Regions from separate parts of the Mus musculus genome. Here region 2 is linked to region 1. The links are chromatin loops, found by intact Hi-C in ENCODE. Cell type or tissue: gastrocnemius. All regions are shown on one strand.

Evidence for each region. Peaks named below come from ENCODE experiments on the same cell type or tissue, not always from the same donor. Only the 100,000 strongest peaks of a DNase experiment are listed, where the experiment ranks them.
Region 2: a loop joins it to region 1, with 2.9 times the contacts of the local background. A loop is called at or near these places in 2 of 42 quality-filtered maps.

Annotation. Positions count from the first base shown.
Region 1 is chr1:21,523,068-21,531,067 of GRCm38, reverse strand. The region is part of intron 3 of Kcnq5 (potassium voltage-gated channel, subfamily Q, member 5); the gene reads left to right. Among named protein-coding and RNA genes, the nearest start is that of Khdc1b, 140 kb to the right of the region's middle. In gastrocnemius, no CTCF peak of the experiment used is centred here; no DNase peak of the experiment used is centred here.
Region 2 is chr1:21,423,676-21,431,675 of GRCm38, reverse strand. It overlaps Kcnq5 (potassium voltage-gated channel, subfamily Q, member 5), which reads left to right. Exons shown (of 14, transcript NM_023872.3): 11 at 7,519-7,627. Among named protein-coding and RNA genes, the nearest start is that of Khdc1b, 44 kb to the right of the region's middle. In gastrocnemius, no CTCF peak of the experiment used is centred here; no DNase peak of the experiment used is centred here; H3K27ac peaks cover 1,313 bases.

The sequences.
Region 1 (8,000 bases):
CAGTCATGCATTCTGCAACTTCTCTTAATAAGCGTTCATGCCCTTCTGTGACACACACATTCTATCCTAGGGTCAACTGGGGACAGTTGAAACCTAGTTAATCATATACTATTACTTTCTAGTAGCATTATTCACAGAGGACTGCTACATGCTACCTCAAGTACCTTATAAGTATTAAATTACTAATCCTACTCAAGTATTATAATATACTTTTAAATTTTTTACTACTATCTTATTTTATGTATATGGATATTTTCCTGCCTATATGTCTGTGCACCACATGCATGTCTGATGCCTGCAGAGACCAGAAAAGGGCATTGAATCCCCTGAAACTGGAATTATAGATAGTTCTGAGCCACCACCATGTGAGTGCTAGAAACCAAAGCTGGATGCTCTTAACTACTGAGCAGTCTTCCCAGCCACTAACACCCCATTCTAAACATGAGGAAATCAGATAGCACTTAGCAAACTGGTGAAAAGTTAGAAAGATGGCCAGAAAACAAAAATAAAAATAGGATTCTTTTCCAATGATTTTACTCCAGAAAAAAAAATATCCCTTGCTCATTGTTCTCTGACATTTTAAAATTAAACTTCATTGAACTTTGACCATTGGAACCAACTAATGACTTCTGGCATTGGAAATTCAAAAACCCAGAGTTTATTCAATAACATTAATAACAACATTAGTTTTATTTTATTTTATTTTTATTTTTTTGGGTGGGAGGCATTTTGAGACAGGGTTGTGTATAGCTCTGGATGTCCTGGAACTCACTTTGTAGACCAGGATTGCCTTGAACTCAGAAATCCACCTGCCTCTGCCTCCCGAGTGCTGGGATTAAAGGTGTGCACCACCACCACCCGGCTCATTAGTTTTATTTTTAACAACTCTATCTATTGCTACTTTCTAACTTGGAGGAGAAATTAGGGGATAAATAAGCTTCTGTGCCTAGTATCTATTTCTTACACTCTTATGCAGTGTCATTCTGAGGGGCGCTGGGACTTGCAAACTGGAAATAAGTAGTTCTTTGTTTGTTTGTTTGTTTGTTTGTTTGTAAAAAAAAATTTCAGGCTAGAGAGATGGCTCAGCAGTTAAGAGCACTGACTGCTCTCCCAGAGGTCCTTTTCCAGAGTTCATTTCCCAGCAACAACATGGTGGCTCACAACCATCTGTAATGGAATTCCATGCCTTCTTCTGGTGTGTCTGAAGACAGCTACAGTGCAGTCATATAAAATAAATAAATAAATCTTTGAAAAATACTTTGCAAATTCTAGGGTAGGTCATCTCCCTCCCAGGAATGCTTCCAACTGTTCAATGACAGTCGCTGTTTAGGTAACACTGTGGTATGCAAACCTGACTGATAAGGAAGAGTAAAAGGCTATTGTACTTGACCATGCAAAAATTATTCTTAGAGAGGAATGAAGAACTGAAGACTGTCTTCGATAAACTTTAGTAGACCCCAGTGATATGTTTTACTATTATTGCTCCTATTTCCTGATCTATAAGAAAAAATATTCAAAGATAGAACATAGATATGTGGCAGGCACACTCTAAGTGCAAAAGATGCAGATGTGCATAAAAATAGTCCCTAGTAGTAAGAGTTCAGTCTTATATATCATTAGAAAGGGGAAAGCCAAAAGAACATTGAAGAGTTCTGGAAAGAATGATATGGACTGTCATGATTCACTCTATAAGACAAAGGCACCAAGATCACCTAAGTTTTGAAATTTAGTCATCCAGAAAAAAAATATATATATATACATACATATACACATATATACATAAATGGGTGATGAGCTCTGGGTGGTGAAAATAGAAACATAGAGAACATAGGGGAGATATTTTCGATTGTGCAGCCAAAGAAAATCTTTCCAAGTACTAGAATACTGAGTCGATCATAATATTTTTCTAAAAGGAATCAGTCTTGGAAATATTTGGGCACATACCTTTCTAATCCAAGGAAGAATATTTGAAAATTTCCTCCAATCTTATGAGATTGGCTTGGGCAGGAGGCACTGTGTGTTGTGACTGTAAGTCAAGTCCAGTAAAGACAATTAGAAGAAACGATGGCAGAGATGGGCAGAAGTCACAATCTTTAGAACAGCAGTTCTCAACGTCTGGGTCTTAACCCTCACAGGGATCATGTATCAGATATCCAGTGTATCATAGATTTATGTTACAATTCCTAACAGTGGCAACATTACAATCCTGAAGTAGCAAGGGAATAATTTTACGGTTGCTGGTCACCAGGACATGAGGAACTATATTTAAATGCAAAGAACTTGGGAACTTCAGAACTAACATGAATATCTGAGTTAAAGACGTCTAGAAGTTTGACTGGGTCTTTTAGTCATCTACGCCTACTAGAACTTTGTATTAGATATATATATATATATGTACACACACACACATATGTATATATGTGTGTGTGTGTGTATGTATATATATATATACATACATACATATGATGGGGGAATAATTTGTAAAGTAGCAATCCATGACTTCTCCATGTATGTAACGCCCTGCCCTTGTGAACATGTAATCTCTACTTTAAAAAGGAAATGCATTGTTTTCTGTGTGCCACTGATATTATGACATGATGGAAACTTGTTACAGCAGCCTTGGCAGCTGTCACTAACAAGCAGTTCCTGGGAGCTTTCATTCCAGATGACTGTGCCCCCAGACTCATTCATTACCGTGATTGCAATGCAGATTTATTTCATTAAAGATTATTTCTTTCCTTTGAGAAGTAGTCCCTTTTGCCTCAAGATGTTATCTGGAAAGTTACAATCAATAAGGAGCATTAAACTGTCACTATGGGGTAAATTTTCAAAGTGGTACTTAGAATTTACCAGTATGAGTCCCATTAACTTCAGTGGAAATCCTGCAGTTAGACCGCTACACGTGGCTTTGAAAATGTTCCGCAGTATGTCTTTGCAATGTGTTTCCTTTAATTTTTAATAAATATCACAGAGAGACTTGGGGCACAGCTGGTTGCAGTCTTTACAAATGTAGATAATGCAATATCTAGTAGGAGGCATTTACAATTAGATTTTGAGTCTTTGTGACTATTAAGAATCACAACAATATAAATATACCTTTACTTCTGCAAAGAGAACCATTCCATAAAGGAATCTGGAGCCCTGCTAGAATATGGCACTGAAAAAGCAGAACTATATCCCTCTGAGACATTGTTTATCTCACTTTATAGGTGGAAAAAATGAGACACCCTGAAGAGGGGGTGCTTTGTCCTCAGCTGTAAGTCATCACTGAAACTAGGAATAGAAAACTGGCTTCCCGATAGCTCACGGCTCTGACACACTGCCTTTTGTGAGAGTCAAATTTAATTACAGTGTAATCCGTTAATCTACACATGGAAGAATAAGGAAGGAGCAGGGAAAAGAATTTATTAATGGATTAGTGGAAGATTATGTTACATAGATTAGTGGCTTTCTATGGGGGCCCAGGTTTTCAGCTTGTCCTAGAAGGTGTTCAACAGTAGCCACTGGTTTTATTCTCCACTGGTTAGCACTGGAAAAGAACTTCTTAGTTTTTCTCACACTGAAACATAAGCAAAGTTTGTGCTTGAAAGTGTCCCAGAATTCTCCTCTTTGTGACTATGATTAAACACATAAGCATGCAGTTGTGTTATAAATGGGTTGGTCAGGGCTGGGAAGGAAGACTCTGAGATCAAAAGGAATAAATCTCCAAGAAAAGTCAAGGAAGCTACACCCATGAAGTCATCAACATGGCTGCCTAAACAAGCACTGAGCAAAGACAACACCAGTAGACACACACGCTGAGTGCAAAGAGGGAATCTCACGGAGCTCCAACCGTAGACAAGGAACTATAGGCAACCACAGCATGCTGAGAGTGAGAGAAATGTTCTTCTTTAGACAAGATCCCTCCAGCTACAAATACGAAGTGACTACATCTATCTTTTTATGGACTATGCATACACACACACACACACACACACACGCACGCACGCACGCACGCACGCACGTGGCATGTGGTATATAAACATACATACAGGCAAAACACCCACACTTACAAAATTGTGTGTGTGTGTGTTTATATCACACAAGAATACACATATTGACAATTAAAGAAAAGGAGGCCACAGATCTTGGGGTTTTTGAGAAAACAGGGAGTGGTATACTCAAAGGAGAAGTTGGAGAAAAGAAAAGGGAAAGGGGGAAATGGTATAATCATATTTTTATTAAAAAAATAAATGTACATCAAGGAAACACAAACATGGGTGCTAGAGAAATGTCTCTGTGGTAAGAGTACTTGCTGCTCCTGATGAAAACCTAAGTCCCACTCATAGCACTCATGTGGGCTGTCTCACAGCTGTCTATAATGCCAGATCCAAGGGATCTGATGTAAACACATGTGCGCGCGCGCACGCGCACACACACACACAGAGACAGAGACACAGAGAGAGACAGAAAGAGACAGAGAGAGAGGAGAGAGAGAAAGACAGAGACAGGCACACACACACACACACACAGAGAGAGACAGAGACACAGAGAGAGACAGAGAGAGACAGAAAGAGACAGAGAGAGAGGAGAGAGAGAGAAAGACAGAGACAGACAGACACACACACAGAAAGAGAGGGGGGGAAGAGGGAGAGGGAGAGAGAGAGAGAGAGAACTTAAAAAGGAGAGCAGGGCCTGAAAAGATGCCTCAGGAGTACTGGCTGCTCTTTCAGAGGACCCAAATTCTATTCCAAGCACACACACACACGGTAACCCACAGTTGTCTGAAAATGTAGTTCCTAGAGATCTGAACCCCTCCCTCTTCTGGCCACAGCAGGCACCAAGTATGCATGTGGTATAGAGACACACATGCAGGCAAAACACCCATACACATAAAATTAATAATAAAAATATATAAATATTTAAAAAATAATAAAATAATAAAACATTACAAAACTCTCCACATCCTAAAAGGAAAAGTGCATGTGTGCTCCGCTCTCAGATGATGAGTGTGAGCTTCCTCATGTTTGTTTCTGATGGCCTTTTCCCTGTAAATATAAATACAGTACATACACTAGTCTATTGGTTTTGTGTTTCCTGCTTGTACATTAGAGAATGGCCAGTATCATAGGAGTTTAATTTAAATAGAAATTTGCCATTGAAATTGCACATAATAAAAGATTAATGACTGAGCTGCCTGGTATTACATCAGCAGGGATAAAACGTTATGTTTTAATCATAAATCAGAGATAAAAGTTATTTTGTGTAATTCCTACAAAACTTGTACTAAAGTGAGTAGGGATTTGATGCAAATGTTATGGCATACGAAGCTGGGACTTGCATTAGGTGCTTTCCTACACCATATACCAAAGAGCTGGGGCAGGACATCTGCTTAAGTCCTGACTTGATGACACTTCATTATCCCTTGTGCCATGTATATGCAGAATGGGGCCAAATTAATAAAATGTATGATGAGGCTTGAGTCTTATCCCTAAGTCTCCCTCCCCCTCTTCCTTCCCCCCTCCTCCTTGAAGACATTATATAAAGTCAAGAAGTAAATACTTATAAGTATCGGAACAGAGACAATTCTTTTTCTAAACATTTAGTCTACAATCTGGCTTTTCCCCACATCCCCAACCTACATAAAAATAATTTGAGTCCTTCTTACAAATCCCCATGATAGAATGTACCCTCTCTCTGGCTTCCCCCAACAGAAAACCAACATGAATGCCTACTGTTAAGTGACCTTATTCAGATTTCACTAGTTTTTACATGCATGGCTTTGTATATGTATGTCCCTATAGATTGTTATCATATGGACAGAGTTATGTACCATTAACACAGTCAACAGAAACATGGCCTGTGACCTCCGGCATTGAGCTTGTAGAGTCACTCCTTCCCTCAGATCATAACCTCTATGATCCACAAGTCAGAGCTCCCTCACTTTCATTTTCCTATCCCTGGAAATTAGCACTTTACTCATACACAATAGCAAGCTCTAGAAACTCACTTTCTTTCACTCAAAGTGAGGGCACCAGCCTTCAGTAATCCATCCATTTTTAGTACTGAATAATATATCCTGGGAGATGGTTGAACCACAATTTGTTTATTCATTTCCCTTTAGGAACCCATTTGGTTTATTATTTAGCTATTACCAATGAAGCTTTTATGAATATTCTTGTATTAGTTTTTATGTGAACATGAACTTTTATTTCTCTAGAAATTACTGGGGTATGTAGTAAGTGTTTTTTGTATAACTTTACCAGAAAAAAATACGTTTTATAGAATGTGGCTATTCCTTTTAAGATATATATTCATGGATGTAAATTACATCTTGGCTGATATAAATGACATTTATGGCTCCTTCAGACTAACACATTTAAAACTTCTACCAATGTTCCATATAGATAATTGGGCCTAGTAATCACAGTTCTTGTGTAACTTATAGAAAGTTCATTTGTTCTCCTTAATCCAAATCCTCTCTTATAGGATTCCCCCTGTCTTATACCGAAGACTATCATTTCTTCAAAATCCCCCTTACTTTTTCCAGTGGCTTTTTTATCATAACAAATCAGAAAGTATTTTTTCCCAGTAAAACATCAGTGGGTGATCAGATTCATGGATTTTTGACCAATGAGATACCTTTTCCATGATGGAACAACCAGCTGCTCATGTAGGAAAAGGTCATGTTAGATCCATGTCCGTCTTACTTAAGATAAATTCCAAGTCAAGATGTAAAACAAACAGGGAAAATAAAAAGTAGGAAGCAAATATAGAAATCTCTATGATCATGAAAGTTCAGAAGCCTTCCTCTTTTTAATAATTTATTTTTATTCATTTTCTAATCATTATTACAAATAGGGACAAAACCAACAAAGAATGTTGCATGACACATGAAGCAAAAATAAAAGCAACTATAGGAAACACCAAGAAAAATACATATACCTCCTATCAAAGACAAAAAAACTGATCCCCTTAAGATAGAAGGAACACAGAAGTCAAGGAAATTCTGGCATCCCAGTACAAAATCAAGGTTGAGAAGGAGGGGATGACCCAAATCTGCTAAAAGAGAAGTATGCCTCTTAGACACACCATCACACTCCTGAGAAAGAAATGTGTATGGTCAAATTCTCTTAGCTACCAGAATGACAGGAATCTTTGATTCCACCAGACATATTTCAGTGGGCCTGTGGTTATTCCACATGACTGAATCAAGCATACACACACCACAGGATTGCTAAGTAGTGCCACTTATGAAAAACATCCATAATTGTTTAAATAACATAAGCATCTATTCTCTACCCATGAGCTGAGTTTCCTAATAATATTTTCACCACTAGTCTTCAGCTAAATCAACTAGGGAATGTCCCCATGATAAAACACACTTGACGTCTGTCTGTACTGCCAAGCTGTATTAAATGTAAATGACATAGGCATAATGTAAGTATTTATGTTGCTCTGTATCTGAATAAAAAAAATGAGAAGAGCTCTCAAAGTAAAGAAGAGTAAAAATGTTCACCTGAAGACATTGTGCAAGCCAAGATTTACTGGGAGAGGCAAATTCTCTCATCATGTACCTCTTTACATCATAATGACATTGAAATTATATAAATATATATATAGCATCCACAGGCTGAATAGCAAGCATGGCTCTTTGGCTTGCAGCAAGAATGCTCTAAATGCCAACTGTTATTTTCTGTGCCCAGCAGTAGTGCAGTGGGCAGATTGGTCCACAGAAAGCATGGTGGTACAGAATCTTCCATTGTAGGCATTTTGTCATTACCATGGACAATGCAAAGGCTAATTTACCATAGGATTTCTATGTAAGTGCTCTCATTTTGAAGCTAAAGAAGCATATAATAGTGCCTCTAACTCTTAAACCATATTCTAAAAGGTGTTTTGTGATGTGCTTTAGTTTAGCATCCATAATGTTAAATGAATTTTAAACATGGAATTTCAGACTTTTCAAAGAACTTCCAGGAGAAGCTGAAGGAAAAAAAAATCAGATGACAGGTATAAAG
Region 2 (8,000 bases), 99 kb after region 1:
TTCTTTCTTTCTTTCTCTCTTTCTTCCTTTCTTTCTTTTTTCTTTATTGGATAGCAAAAACAATTGCTACAACTTGATGCACACAAAAAAATTTTTTTTTTACATTTTGAACATCCAGATCTGTCTCTTTTTTTTTTTTCAAGAAAGGTTTGTGGAGGCTGGAGATGTCCACTCAGTACATTCTTGGCACACAGGAAACCCTGGGTTCTATCCCCAGCACTACATAACCCAGATACTGTAGCTCATGCCTTTAATCCTAGAGGTTATTAGGGAGATAAAAGCAAGAGATGAGAAAGTTAAGGTCATATTCATCTACAATAGCAAGTTCAAGGACATAGGAGAATATATGAAACATAGTCTAAGAACAGAAAGGGAAGAAAATGGGAGGGAGGGAGGAAGGGAGGGAGGGAGGAAGGGAAGGGAGGGGGAAGAGAGAGAGGGAGGAAAGAAGATGGAAAGATAGTCTACAAACTGTAGTACTGTAAGTTCTGTTTAAATTGTGAAGTGTATTTTTTTTTCTAAGACAATTAGAATATTGAACTTCGCCTGTAGTAAAGCATAAAGCCTTTAATTTGTACAGAGCACAGAACTTAGCCTGTCTCCAAATTACTCATCACAATGAACATTTAATTTAATGTTTTGAAATGTTTTCATAAACCAGTGTTTTTAAAAATTAGTCCTCACATGGTGTACACTCACTGATAAGTGGATATTAGCCAAAAAGCTCAGAATACCCAAGAAGCTCAAGAAGAAGGAAGACAAAAGTGTGGATACTTCGGTCATTCTTAAAAGGGGGAACAAAATACCCATGGGAGGAGTTACAGAGACAAAGTGTGGAGCAGAGACTGAAGGAAAGGCCATCCAGAGACTGCCCCACATGGGGATCTATCACATAAACAGTCACCAAACCCAGACACTATAGTGGATGCCAGCAAGTGCTTGCTGAGAGGAGCCTGATATAGCTGCCTTCTGAGGGGCTCTACCAGTGCCTGACAAGTACAGAGGTGGATGCTCTCAGCCAACCATTGGACTGAGCACAGGGTCCCCAATAGAGGAACTAGAGAAAAGTCCCAAGGAGCTGAAGGGGTTTGCAGCCCCATAGGAGGAACAACAATATGAACCAGCCAGTACCCCCTGAGCTCCCAGGGACTAAAGCACCAACCAAAGAGTACACATGGAGGGACTCATGGCTCGAGCTGCATATGTAGCAAAGGATGCCCTTGTCAGTCATCAATAGGAGGAGAGGCCCTTGGTCCTGTAAGGCTCTATGACCCCTGTAGGGGAATGCCAGGGCCAGGAAGTGGGAGTGGGGGGGTTAGTGAATGGGGGTGGGGAGGATAGGAGGCTTTCAGAGGGGAAACCAGGAAAGGGGATAACATTTGAAGTATAAATAAAAATATATATAATAAAAATTAAAATTTAAAAAATAAAAAATTACTCCTCAACGAAATCTGTTGCAAGACTTGGCATAGTGGCACGTGTCTAGGCATGTGAATCTCTTTTAAGGCCGACCTGGTCTTCAAAGCAAGTCCCAGAACAGCCAGGGCTGTTACACAGAGACACCCTTTCTCAAAAAGAAAAAAGAAAGAAAGAAAGAAAGAAAGAAAGAAAGAAAGAAAGAAAGAAAGAGAAAGAAAAGAAAGAAAGAAAGAAAGAAAGAAGGGAGGGAGGGAGGGAGGGAGGGAGGAAGGAAGGAAGGAAGGAAGGAAGGAAGGAAGGAAGGAAGGAAGGAAGGAAGGAAGGGGGTAATAAGAAAGATTTGTTTTGCAATTTGATGGATGTCATTTACTTTCAGACATTTATTTACATTTCCACCACATTTATTCTTATATTTGTTTTATGGAGGACATTGCACAGCTGCCATGGCATGTGTGTAAAGGTCAGAGGACAACTTGTAAGAGTCATTCTCTCTTTCTACCATGTGGGTTCCAGGAATCGAACTCAGGTCATCAAGCCTGGCAGCAACCTCTGCCTACCACACCAACCCATGACATCATTTCTTTTCAGGCATTAACTCAAATATACACCTGTCTTTTCTTAACTTCTTGTCATTTAAGAATTCTGTACATGTGTATAATTTTTTTAATCAAATCCACCCCATTCTTTCCCTTCTGGTTATATTTTTTTTACTATACACTATACTGTCTAATGGATGAATTTTTCATCATCACACCCTGCCAATATAACTACAAAATCATCTTTTACCATCCAAATGAGCCCAAACTGTGAGCTCTAATTTTGTTGGTGCCCTAACTTCTCTTTGAAACACCGAAGAGGTGCATCTTGACAGTTAGGCTTAACATTGTGATGCAGTGTATATTATCATTTCACAAAGCACTGATTATTTAAATTAGGTGTACTTTTATTCTTTTGTATGCCATCAGTAGTTGATTTAAAAAAATAGTTCTGGGGGGAAAATGTAAGCTAGACAGTGGTAGCAAATCTCTGAGCTCACAGACAGCAAGGGCTACACAGAGAAACCTGGAGAGAGAGGGGGGGAGGGAGGGAGGGAGGGAGGGAGGGAGGGAGGGAGGGAGGGAGGGAGGGAGGGAGGGAGGGAAGAGGTGGAAAGCTTCAGGTGATGATGCTGAATTCTCTGATTTGATCATGTTCCATCATGTACATGAATACAAAATCATATCGTGCTGGCTCTGGTGTGCATGGTTTAGGCAGGAAGATCAAGAACTCACATGTAGGTATGCAACATAACAAGATGTTGACTCAATAACGGAGACCAAAAACGTCATGTTGTACCTCCCTGTCTTAGTTAGGGTTTTACTGCTGTGAACAGACACCATGACCAAGGCAAGTCTTATAAAAAAACAACATTTAATTGGGGCTGGCTTACAGGTTGAGAGGTTCAGTCCATTATCATCAAGGTGGGAGCATGGCAGTATCCAGGCAGGCATGGTGCAGGAGATGGTGAGAGTTCTATGTCTTCGTCCAAAGGCTGCCAGTGGAAGACTGACTTCCAGGCAACTAGGGTGAGGATCTTATACCCACACCCACAGTGACACACCCTTTCCAACCAGGTCACACCTATTCCAACAAGGCCACACCTTCAGATGGTGCCACTCCCTGGTCCAAGGATATACAAACCATCACACTCCCTAACGCATACCAATATTATGTGGTCAGGCAAAGAATGAAATTGATAAAGGATAAGTTTTAACAAGCATGTGTTAATGTTATTATGGGAGAAAGGTAGAGTTAAAATTAGTATTTGAAAAGAGATAAGTCTAGGCCAAACATTATATGATCTGTTTCCTGGGTTGGCTATTTGTTTGTGCCTAAGGGACCCAGCCAATCTGTTGGTAACTTCGAAGCAGCTAGCACAGGACTGAAAAAGGGGCCAAGCCAAGGACATAGAGAAATAGGATTATGTTACTGCTCCAGGGCCCAATATGTCACTCTGAACTCTACTCAGATCAAAGACATTATCCTTGGCTTAGCACATGTCTAACGTGAACCTTCTAAATTTAGGAAGATATTTAAGGTGCTGTGAGATGCTAGTGGGTGAGAGAGCAACTTTAACCCAATAAGCGGCAGAGGAAGGAATCTTTGGAGAATATACCGTGACTCATGACAGACTGTAACAAATTGGTCGTCACTACCATTAATGGTGGCTATTTCAATGTGTGTTCCCTGTGGCCCAGTGACAGATGGCTTTTGTATGTTTCCTTTCTATATGTACACTGGGATCTCTCACACTCTTACTGTAAAAAATGTACCACAATCCTGGTTGCTTTGACATTTTGAATCTTTGAAAAAAGAAATTATTTCCTTCATTCTAAACTCACCTTTGTTTTTTGAATGCTCTGTATGTCAAAAGCTATATGTTGTAAGTGGCCAGCGAAACCTTAGTTCATTCTCTAACTTTCCTTTCCCCAAACTATGTCAATTTTAGGAGTTAGGAAAAACATCTTTTAATTTCTTAAGGAACTGATAAGTGTGTGTGTGTGTGTGTGTGTGTGTGTGTGTGTGTGTGTGTGTGTGTGTGAATCCACATACCCAAAAGTGGTGCTGGTGCATGTAGAAGTCAGAGGACAGCCACAGGTGTCAACCCTGAACTATGAGTCCCACAATTAAGTATCCTAAGTATGATAGACATATTGATATTGTTTGTATTTTGCAGGTTTTTCAAATCAAGCTTTGTGGGTACTATTACACTGTGTGTCCGGCCGTCTGGCATGGTAACTTCTAGGGATTCTCCTGTCTCTACCCCTTACCTCTCAGTGGGAGCACTGGGATTCTGTACGAGTTCTCAAGATACACACTCAGCTACTCACAACACCGTTGCCATCTTCCCTGGCCCGATCTTAAGTTTTAATAGCTATAAAAACTTGTTCCGAGTTATGTTTTTACTACCAATGCCAATTTTAATGAGTGATTTGGTTTGGATTGAATTTTGTTTTTTCCAGGCAGCATTTTTCTGGCTGTTCTGGAACTCACGGTGTACTCCAGACTGACCTGGAACTCACAGAGGCCTGCCTCTGCCTCTGCCTCCCAAATGCTGAGAGTAAAAGCGTGTACCACCGCTGCCCTGTGAGATTTTTTTTTTCCCAAATGTTTATTCTAGGTTTTTCTAAATCTAAATGGAGGGTAACAACTTCAGAATATATCAATACTAATTATCAAATTAATAAGAAATGGGACTAAGGATACAGTTCAGAGACGGAATGCCCACCTGGTATGATCAAGGTCCTGGCCCACCAATAACAAAACACAGAACACCAAAAAAGAAAGGGAGGGCAGGAGGGCAGGAGGGAGGGAGGGAGGGAAGGAAGGGAGGGAGGGAGGGAGGGAGGGAGGGAGGGAGGGAGGGAGGGAGGGAGGGAGGGAGGGAAGAGAAGGAATGTTAAGGAGAAAAGAAAAAAACAGAAAAGCATTGCACAAATGAAAACAGTTGTATTTTATACTCCTTTTTCTGTGCCAGAGATGAACAGCACAAGGTGGGAAGATTGTCCAAAGCAAGAGGCATTTGGAGCACCTTATTTGACTGACATTTGGATACAATGGCTAGGCTTTGTCCAGATATGTTTGAGAATCTCATGAATCTACCAAAATTCCACAGCCTAGCCCGTGAGGGGAGAGCAGAGATCCAGCCTCCATTGATGATCGTCCATCCCCAGCTGCTCAATAGTCATAGAGGGCTCTAAGTTGTTAGGAACCATAAGAGTTATAATGAATTATTAACAATATTAGAAAGAAACTTGATATCCCAAGATATGAATGAGGCAAAATAATGTTGTCTTTCTCATTTTGGGGGGCTTTGGAATAAGGATGAGAATAACATCTAAGTTAGCACCCTAGCCCCACACTCACCAGCAGACATATGTTGGGTGTTTATTTGCTCTAACAAAACCTACCAAAACAGCAGAAATGAGGGCTGATGAGGTAGCTACACCAATAAAGGTTGCTTGCTGCCAAACTTATCACCCGAGTTTGATCCCCAAAACCTTCATAACAGAATGAAAGAATCAACTCCCACAGTTTGTCCTCTGGACTTCACATACATGTTGTGGCACATACCTGTACACTCAGACACTCACTAAATAAATGAAATCTACAAAGCAGACATGATTGTTGAATTTGTACCTGAATCTTTGAGTTATAAAATGGTATGATAAATCTGCCCAGTAAGACACATCTGAATATAAATACTGTTAGTATCTGGCTCTCTTTTTAGTCTAGATTTCTTCCCACCAAGGTAGTTTGACCATGTGTCTTCTTGATATCTAGGCTAGGGGTGAAGAAGTACAGCAGTAATCCAAGAGATCACTGTCATTTGATCACTTGATGGAGTTTCAGTTCCATTTTGAGTCAGCCGTGAGCACTGGTTTCACTATCTGCACCTTGTGGTAATTGTGACAATCCCCATGTACTGTCCTGTGACAATCCCCATGCACTGTTCTGGGACAATTCCCATGTACTGTTCCAGGAGGGGGAAATCAAGAATGCAGTCCCCAAGGGGCTCCAGGAGATGGTCTATTCTACTCACATATATTCTGGGATCGCTGAGTGGTCTCAATGGGGGAAAAACAACATGCAGTTGGAAGGTGGCAGGGAGTGGCAGAATAGTGAGTGAATCAAGGAAAAATTGGGATAGAAGAAATAGGATATTTGATATTAGGATAGAAGAAATGTCATATTTGACCAAAACACATCTAATGTCTGTAAAAGTGTTCTCAAATAATAGCATTTTTATTTACAAACAAATGACCCTGCATCCTATGCTGTTTAATATAAGGCTGTTCTACCATTTCAAGAGGTCATCAATATGGGAATTGTTATATCTACTCTCCCTATGTCCTCTCCTATGTCCATGGTTTTCTGAAACGTACCCCCCATTGAGACCACTCAGCGATCCCAGAATATATGTGAGTAATACCTTTCACTAGAGTTCAGATGAGACGAAGCAGTCACATGCCTCAATTTTGAAGCAGAGTAACAAATGCTCCCAAAAATTCTACACTGGAAGCCCTGAGGAGTGTGATCTGATACTGCCTCTGAGGAGCTAGTATCTGTGCAGCTCAGAGGATGCCGGTCTCAGCCGTCAGTCAGTCAGTTTATATGTGTTACCTGTCTGTCTTCTCTTTCCCTTGTATACTCTTCCTAGAAGCTCCCTCATATATACGCATCCAGAGCTCCTATAAGATATAAAGTACCGCACCACACAGCCAAGGTAACTAGACTGCTCCAAGCTGGAACTTCAAGACAATGCGCTCTGTGCACATAGTCATATGAAAGGAATAGTACTACAGAAGGGAAGCCAGAGGCCAAGAGAGCAGGCAAAAGGGACACATGGGAAGAGGTCCGAAGAACAGCTCTGGATTTATCACTTTAGTCTTCCTATGTCCTTAGAGAAGTTTCATAGCCTTCTGTGCCTTACTCCCACACTGCGAACAGCCAGGAGTAATAATAGACGCACATTCCCAAATGTTACAATTAACCAAAAACTTAATCTAATTGGTTTATACGGAACTGATTTTCATATGCAAACCGCTCTTCCTTTAGCTGTGGTTGTATCTGCTTAAGCAAGCGCTCTCACCACCCCACCATTGCCAGGCCAGCAAGCAATAAGTAGTCAACCTTCTCCGGTCTGCTGCTTATAAAGTAAGTGGTTCAGCAACAGAGCTAATGAGGTCAGTGTCGTGGGATCTCAGCTCTGTATAGGCAGACTAATGAATTTAAGTGTCCAAAGACAGTTTCCTCAACTCTAAACAACTGCAATTTAAATAACACCTATTAGCTTTCAACAACCAGCGCAAAAAGTATGAGCAGATCGACACAAATTTGTCACCACCATCCTCCAGGTGGAGAACAACTTGGGGGAAAATGTTCCTGTCAAATCATCAAGGACAGGGATGAATTTTTAGGATTTGGCAACATCAATGGCTGGGTTTCTACCTCATCAGCTGATTAAATGCTCAGTCTGCAAGGGCCCCCATCTCTCCAGGGTGAGACAAACAACCCAGTATGTCCTAACCAGAAGCTGGTGGTGTTTGTCTCTTGCAGCCGACACAGCCCTTGGCATTGATGATGTGTATGATGAGAAAGGATGCCAGTGTGACGTCTCTGTGGAGGACCTCACCCCACCACTTAAAACCGTCATCCGAGCAATCAGGTGGGTAAAACCCATGAACAAAACTGTGCGTCTGGCTTATCTCTGATTCTTTGAATTACTGTGGAGCTGTTTGGTTTTCTCTCTCTCTCTCTCTCTTTTCCCAACCAAATAAGTTTCCTGGAATAACTATTTCCCCTTGGTGTGTTCACCCACACACCTCTTAACTCACTAAGTAATTTTTTTCTTCATAAGGAACTGTACTAGCTGCAACATGAAATATGTTAAAAGGTAGGTGGGATTTGAAAAGCTAAGCAACCAGATAAATTGTGTAAGAGTGAGTGTACTGTCTTATATTTGTCGCTTTAGAGACATTTGGTTTATTGATGTAACTAGAACTATATTTTTCTTAATTATTTTATGCCTTTTATTCAAT